Linked DNA regions of Homo sapiens: regions 1 and 2 are each linked to region 3. Evidence: chromatin loops called from intact Hi-C (ENCODE). Cell type or tissue: mammary epithelial cell. All regions are shown on one strand.

Region 1 (2,500 bases), 410 kb before region 3:
GCCTGAGTGACAGAGCCAGACCTTATCTCAAAAAAAAAAAAAAAAAAAAAAAAAAAAAAAAGATGTTCAAGAGGGCAGCTGGGTATACAAACCTGGAATCCAGTGGGGATGATATGATCCAGGTTGGAAAATTAAGTTTGAGAGTTACCACCTAGATAATATTTAAACCCAAGAAACTGCATGAGATCACAAGCAAGTGACTATAGATGGAGGAGAGGTTCGAGGACCACACCCCAGCACTCTTCAACATTCACTGTTTGGGAGATGAAGAGAAACCAGCCAAAGAAACTGACAATGAGGGGCCAGCAAGGTAGGAGGAAAACTAGCAAGAAATAGAATTGGAGGAGCCAAATGAAGAAAATAGGTGGAGAAAATGATCGACCATGTCAAATACCACCAACAGTTCAAGACAAGTAAAGACTGAGACGACCATTGGATCAGCAACATGAAAGTCCTTGGCAACTGGAACAAGGGCAGTTTCAGAAGAGTGGTGGGAACACAAAGCCTAATTACAGGGGGTTTAGGAGAGAATGAGGGAGACAAATTGAAAGAGGGAGTATTGACAATTCTCTCAAGGGATTTTGTTCTCAAGAGGAGCAGAGATTGAGAGTACAAGGTGGAGGGTCCCATGAGTTCAGGAGTAACAGACCAGCCTGGGAAACATAGTGAGACCCTATCTCTATAATTTTTTTTTTTTTTTTTAGATGGAGTCTCACTCTGTTGCCCAGGCTGGAGTGCAGTGGCGCAATCTGGGCTCACTGCAACCTCCGCCTCGTGCCTCAGCCTCCCAAGTAGCTGAGATTACAGTTGTGTCCCACCATGCCTGGCTGATTTTTATACTTTTAGTAAAGGTGGGGTTTCACCATGTTGGCCAGCCTGTTCTCGAACTCCTGAACTCAAGAGATCTGCCCGCCTTGGGCTCCCAAAGTGCTGGGATTACAGGGATGAGTGCCCAGCCTACTTTTTTTTTTTAAATTACCCAAGCATGCGGTGGCATGCACTTGTAGTCCCACCTATTTGGGAGGCTGAAGTGGGAGGATCACTTAAACTGAGGACATGGAGATTGTAGCAAGCTATGATCACACCACTGCACTCCAGCCTGGGTGACAGAGCAAGAACCCCTCTCACAAAATAAATAAATAAATAAATAAAAATAAAAGCAGAGAAATGGGGGCAGAAATAGGAGGGGCTTGTGGGATGGATCAAGAGAGAGGTTTTAACATAGGAAAAATAACACCATGTTTATATACTGACCCAGTAGTGAGATAAAGCATTCTTGTTAAAGTTTCTAATAAAGTTGTTTTTCACTATCCCTTATTCCTACTATTGTAAATTGCTTTACAGGAAATATTTTTAAAATTTGAAGGTTCTATTGGCCCCAGATGATCAACAGTGATGACTTTTTCTGGCATACTAAGGGTAAAATAATTTAAACAGTACACAAAGGTATAAAATAAAACTAACAATGGCTTATGTATCCCTCCAGAAACTTTCCTGTCATATATCAACAAATGTGTTTATGTATATATACCATTTTCTTTTAATTTGCGCAAAAGCAATTGTACTTTTTATATATAGAATAGTATCTGTCCTATATATAAAGCCTCTGAATAGAAAGAACTTCACATGAAGAAAGCTACTGCCACTTTAAGAAAGGTGTGAAAACGGCAGGCATGGTGGCTCACATTTGTAATCCCAGCACTTTGGGAGGCTGAGGCAGGTGAATCATGAGGTCAGGAGTTCGAGACCAGCCTGGCCAACATGGCGAAACCCCGTCTCTACTAAAAATACAAAAAAATTAGCTGGGCATAGTGGCAGGCACCTGTAATCCCAGCTACTCGGGAGACTGAGGCAGGAGAATCGCTTGAAACCAGCAGGTGGAGGTTGCAGTGAGCTGAGATCGCGCCACTGCACTCTAGCCCTGGCGACAGACACTCTGTCTCAGAAAAACAATTAATTAATCAATCAATTAAAAAGGATGAAAACAATGTGGCCCTATATTATTTCAAGAATTAAGGTCTCAATCACACACCAGTCTTCCAAGTCAGTATTGTTTTAGAATGGCTATGTTATTCCTCTTTTGAGAAACATTTCTTCTCTCTCTTTTTTATTGAGACAGAGTCTTGATCTGTTGCCCAGGCTGGAGTGCAGTGGGGCCATCTTGGCTCACTGCAACCTCTGCCTCCCCGGGTCCAAGCGATTCTCATGCCTCAGTCTCCTGAGTAGCTGAGATTACAGGCATGCGCCACCACGCCCAGCTAATTTTTGGATTTTTAGTAGAGACAGGGTTTCACCATGTTGGCCAGGCTGGTCTCAAACTCCTGGCCTCACATGATCTGCCCATCTTGGCCTCTCAAAGTGCTGATATTACAGGCGTGAGTCTCTGCACCCAGCCAAGAAACATTTATTTTTATTGAATGGCTCTTATATGTCTGTTTTGAGAGCCCCTAGCTAAACTGGGGTTTCAGTACCAGAGCAGCTAGCAGCCCTGCCCTAATGG
Region 2 (2,500 bases), 98 kb after region 3:
ATTTTCAACTGGATCGTGCCCATTACCCTCCTTTTAACCAAACATTTTGTAATACTCTCTCTGTTCTCCTGAAATGAAATTCATGGGAGCGGGGAGGTTGAGGGGGGAGGGAGAGCATCAGGAAGAACAGTTAATGGATGCTGGGCTTAATACCCAGACGATGGGATGATCTGTGCAGCAAACCAGCGTAGCACATGTTTACCTATGTAACAAACCTAAACATCCTGCACATGCACCCCAGAACTTAAAAGTTGAAGATAAAAAAAGAAATTAATATAGAAAATAACCCACTTATGCACATAATTCCAAAAATGAAACTCCACAATACAATGACCTAATATAAAGGAGAAATAAATGGCATTTAATTTATAATAAAATAAGGTAAATAAGATACAAAATTTCAATATGTAAATGCTTGGGCATGGCTACACTAGAAGACATAAGGAAGTAACCAGATGCCTGTGCGTAGCTATGGAGTCATCCCAACTGGCACACTACAAAGACAGACTGGGATGGGTGGACAACATCATTGACTTAAATACCAGGGGTACTGTGGCCAGTAGTGACATCCTTTCCAAAAGAGGAAATAACTTTTGGGAGGGCCCTGCACAAAACGAAGCACAGAATTTATATGATAGTCGAATCCCTAAAACTTTCACGATTATTTAAAATGGGTGGCTGGGGCTGGGAGTGGTGGCTCACGCCTGTAATACCAGCCCTTTGGGAGGCCAAGGTGGGTGGATCACCTGAGGCCAGGAGTTCGAGACCAGCCTGGCCAACATGGCAAAACCCCGTCTCTACTAAAAATACAAAAAATTAGCTGGGGCCAGGCGCGGTGGCTCACACGTGTAATCCCAGCACTTTGGGAGGCCAAGGCAGGCAGATCACGAGGTCAAGAGATCGAGACCATCCTGGCCAACATGGTGAAACCTGTCTCTACTAAAAATACAAAAATTAGCTGGGCGTGGTGGCGCACACCTGTAGTTCCAGCTACTTGGGAGGATGAGGCAGGAGAATCGCTTGAACTGGGCAGATGGAGGCTGCAGTGAACCAAGATTGAGCCATTGCACTCCAGCCTGGGCAACAAGAGAGAAACTATCTCAAAAAAAAAAAAAAAAAAAAGTGCAGCTGGGCATGGTGGCTCACGCCTGTAATCCCAACACTTTGGGAGGCTGAGGCAGGTGGATCACTTGAGATCAGGATTTCGAGATCACCCTGGGCAACATTGTAAAACTCCATCTCCCAGGCAGAGGGGCAGCGCCAGGACCAGGAGAACGGGTCCTTGCTAAACATCAAGGTCAATCAGGAGGCTGAGATCGCCACCTATCGCCACCTGCTAGACGACGACGAGGACTTCAATCTTTGTGATGCCCTGGACAGCAGCAACTCCATGCAAACCATCCATAAGACCACCACCCCCCAGATAGTGGATGGTAAAGAGGTGTGTGAGACCAACGACACCAAAGTTCTGAGACATTAAGCCAGAAGAAACAGGGTACACTTTGAGGAGCAGGAGGCCAATAAAAAGGTGAAAGGTAAAAATAAAAAAAAAGAGAAAGAGAGAAACTCCATCTCTACAAATAATACAAAAATTATCTGGGTCTGGCTGGGTGCACTGGCACACGCCTGTAATCTCAGCACTTTCGGAGACTGAGGTGGGCAGATCACCTGATGTCAGGAGTTCAAGACCAGCCTGGCCAACATGGTGAAACCCCGTCTCTACTAAAAATACAGAAATTAGCTGGGCGTGTTGGCACATCCTTGTCATCCCAGCTGTTTGGGAGGCTGAGGAAGGAGAATTGCTTGAACCTGGGAGGCAGAGGTTGCAATGAGCCGAGATTGTGCCACTGCACTCCAGCCTGGGCAACAGAGCAAGACTCCCTCTCAAAAAAAAAAAAATTAGCTGGGTGTGGTGGCACATGCCTACAGTCCCAGCTACTTAGGAGGCTGAGGTGGGAGGATCACTTGAGCTTGGAAGCTAGAGGTTGCAGTGAACCATGATTGCACCGCTGCACTCCAGCCTGGGTAACAGAGTGAAACCCTGTCTCAAATAAATACATAAATAAAATAAAATAAGGCTGGGTGCGGTGGCTCACACCTGTAATCCCAGCACTTTGGGGGGCCCAGGCAGGCAGATCACGAGGTCAGGAGTTGGAGACCAACCTGGCCAATATGGTGAAACCCCGTCTCTACTAAAAATATAAAAATTTAGCCTGGTGTGGTGGAGCACGCCTGTAGTCCCAGTTACTCTGGAGGCTGAGGCAGGAGAATCACTTGAACCTGGGAGGCGGAGGTTGCAGTGAGCCGAGGTGCACCACTGCACTCCACCCTGGGCAACAGAGCAAGACCCTGTCTCAAATAAATACATAAATAAAATAAAATAAGTCTGGGCGTGGTGGCTGATGTCTGTAATCCCAGCACTTTGAGAGGCCAAGGTGGGTGGATCACCTGAGGTCAGGAGTTCGAGACCAGCCTGACCAATATGGTGAAACTCTGTCTC
Region 3 (2,500 bases):
GTCACATATATGCTTCCTCCATCATCCGTCTTGTTGCTGTTATTGGTTTGTGATGGAGTTTCGCTCTTGTTGCCCAGGCTGGAGTGCAATGGCATGATCTCGGCTCACTGCAACCTCCACCTCCCGGGTTCAAGCAAGTCTTCTGCCTCAGCCTCTGGAGTAGCTGGGATTACAGGCACCGGCCACCACGCCTGGCTAATTTTGTATTTTTAGTAGAGATGGAGTTTCACCATGTTGGTCAGGCTGGTCTCAAACTCCTGAGCTCAGGTGATGGCCTCGGCCTCCCAAAGTGCTGGGATTACAGGTGTGAGCCACCGCGCCCAGCCCACCCCTCCTGTTGTAAGGTGACTTCTCCATTGGATTCTCATTTTCTTTTCATTCATTGCATCCGCAAACCTGGTCATATTAATCTTGTGCAAGTACAGCTCTCATCCTGCCACCTTCAAACCTTTTAGTGATTCCTGGCTGGGCTCGGTGGCTCACCCCTGTAATCCCAGCACTTTGGGAGGGGAGGTGGGCCGATCGCATGAGCCCAGGAGTTCAAGACCAGCCTGGGAAACATGCTGAAACCCTGTCTCTAAAATTTAAAAATATATAAAAACCTTTTAGGGCTTCTCTATGGCCTACTGAGCAAGTCAAAATGCTTTGGTAGGAGGTTCAAGGCTCTGGATCTACCTTTCCCACATTAGTCCATTACCCTTCCCAGCCCAACTCCAGCCAAATGAGACGAGTCAGTTGGCTGCAAAAGCCCCTCCTCCCCGGCCACCTTTCTAGCTCAACCCTTCTGCTGTTCAACCCGTTGCCTTCACAGAGAATCCCTCTCCCCAATTCAATCCCCATGACACCATTTTAAAGCCAGGCCTTGGCAATCTGCGCTTCAGACAGTGGTTCTGATAGCAGTGAGCTGGAGGGGCTAGCAGAGGCGGGAGGGGCTGGTGCAGGGCATAGGGAGGGCATATTCATTCATAAGTCATGCACACTGAGGGCGGGGCGCGCCATCTACTGGCCAAGCACTGTGGTTTTAAGTCCTGTCCTCAGCAAGTGTCTGGCAAGAATTGTATCTTTGTTTCTTCTCAACCAATGAAGTCGCAATATCTACTTACGAAGAGCCTTGAAGCTGTTGCTATCATCATTATGGACAGTCATGATGTTCCATTAACAATGTACAATCTGCCGTGGCTGATCATCACATTTTTTTAAATGGGGGTGGGACACAAAAGGCAAAAAGAGGAACAAAACAGTAAAGTTACCAGAGAGGAATGATAAGACAAAGAGGAAAAGAATATGAGGCTGTGCATGTCTGTGACAGCATCTGTTCTCAGATAAGTGACAGTCTCTGAAAGCAGGGGTTCTCAAAACGCAGGAGGGGGTATGGCACACCAAGATAATCTAAGAAGACTGTCAACCTATTCTCTTCGAGGCATTCTGATGATCTCTTTAATCCTCCATGTCTGTGTGAAAAAACTAATAAGGTCTTGACCCACCTCTGTAAACAGCCTCTGAAAGAAAAGTGTACTAACAGGAATTTCTGACGATTAAAAAATGAAGGCCGGGCATGGTGGCTCACGCCTGTAATCCCAACACTTTGGGAGGCCGAAGTGGGCGAATCACTTGAGATCAGAAGTTCGAGACCACCCTCGCCAATATGGTGAAACCCCGTCTCTACTAAAAATACAAAAAGTAGCTAGGCGTGGTGGCTCGCGCCTGTAGTCCCAGCTACTTGGGAGGCTGAGGCAGGAGAATTGCTTGAATCTGGGAGGCGGAGGTTGCAGTGAGCCGAAATCATGCCACTGCACTCCAGCCTGGGTGACAGAACAAGACTCCATCTCAAAAAAAAAAAAAAAAGATTTGTCCCTTCTCTATATATATTTATTCAAATATATATATATATATATATATATATATATATATATATATATCTGTGTGGATTTGTGCTTATTTATTCTATACTTCAAGTTATAATCAACATTATGTTATTTATTTTGCTGCTCAGACAGTTCCAGCATTGGCTGTTGGGAGCTCTTTCTGGTTGGCTCCTATGTGCTTTTGACATGGCCTCTTTTTGTTTTTTGTTTTTTGGTTTTTTTTTTTTTGAGCCGGAGTCTTGCTCTGTCACCCAGGCTAGAGTGCAATGGCTTGATCTCAGCTCACTGCAACCTACGCCTCCCAGGTTTATGCGATTCTCCTGCCTCAGCCTCCCAAGTAGCTGGGATTACAGGCATCCGCCACCACGCCCGGCTAATTATTTGTATTTTTAGTAGAGACGGGGTTTCACCGTGTTGGCCAGCTGGTCGCGAACTCCTGACCTCAGGTGATCCACCCGCCTCGGCCTCCCAGAGTGCTGGGATTACAGGCGTGACCCACGGTGCCCGGCCAACATGGCCTCTTTTTTATAACATTTTAAAAATCAAATGTTATTCTTGCATTTTTTTTCTTTTTTTTTTTTTTGAGACAGGGTCTCACTCTGTCACCCAGGCTTCTGTGGAGCAGCATGATATCA

Evidence for each region. Peaks named below come from ENCODE experiments on the same cell type or tissue, not always from the same donor. Only the 100,000 strongest peaks of a DNase experiment are listed, where the experiment ranks them.
Region 1: it touches region 3 in a loop (5-fold over the local background); 5 of 110 quality-filtered maps call a loop at or near these places.
Region 2: a loop joins it to region 3, with 3 times the contacts of the local background. A loop is called at or near these places in 2 of 110 quality-filtered maps.

Annotation. Positions count from the first base shown.
Region 1 is chr17:67,786,070-67,788,569 of GRCh38, reverse strand. No RefSeq gene overlaps it. Among named protein-coding and RNA genes, the nearest start is that of BPTF, 38 kb to the left of the region's middle. In mammary epithelial cell, no CTCF peak of the experiment used is centred here; no DNase peak of the experiment used is centred here; H3K27me3 peaks cover 266 bases.
Region 2 is chr17:67,275,095-67,277,594 of GRCh38, reverse strand. No RefSeq gene overlaps it. Among named protein-coding and RNA genes, the nearest start is that of HELZ, 31 kb to the right of the region's middle. In mammary epithelial cell, a CTCF peak has its summit at 1,322; no DNase peak of the experiment used is centred here.
Region 3 is chr17:67,373,312-67,375,811 of GRCh38, reverse strand. No RefSeq gene overlaps it. Among named protein-coding and RNA genes, the nearest start is that of PITPNC1, 2.7 kb to the left of the region's middle. RefSeq lists a silencer at 888-967. In mammary epithelial cell, a CTCF peak has its summit at 1,000 (motif pointing left); a DNase peak (open chromatin) is centred at 1,011; H3K27ac peaks cover 13 bases.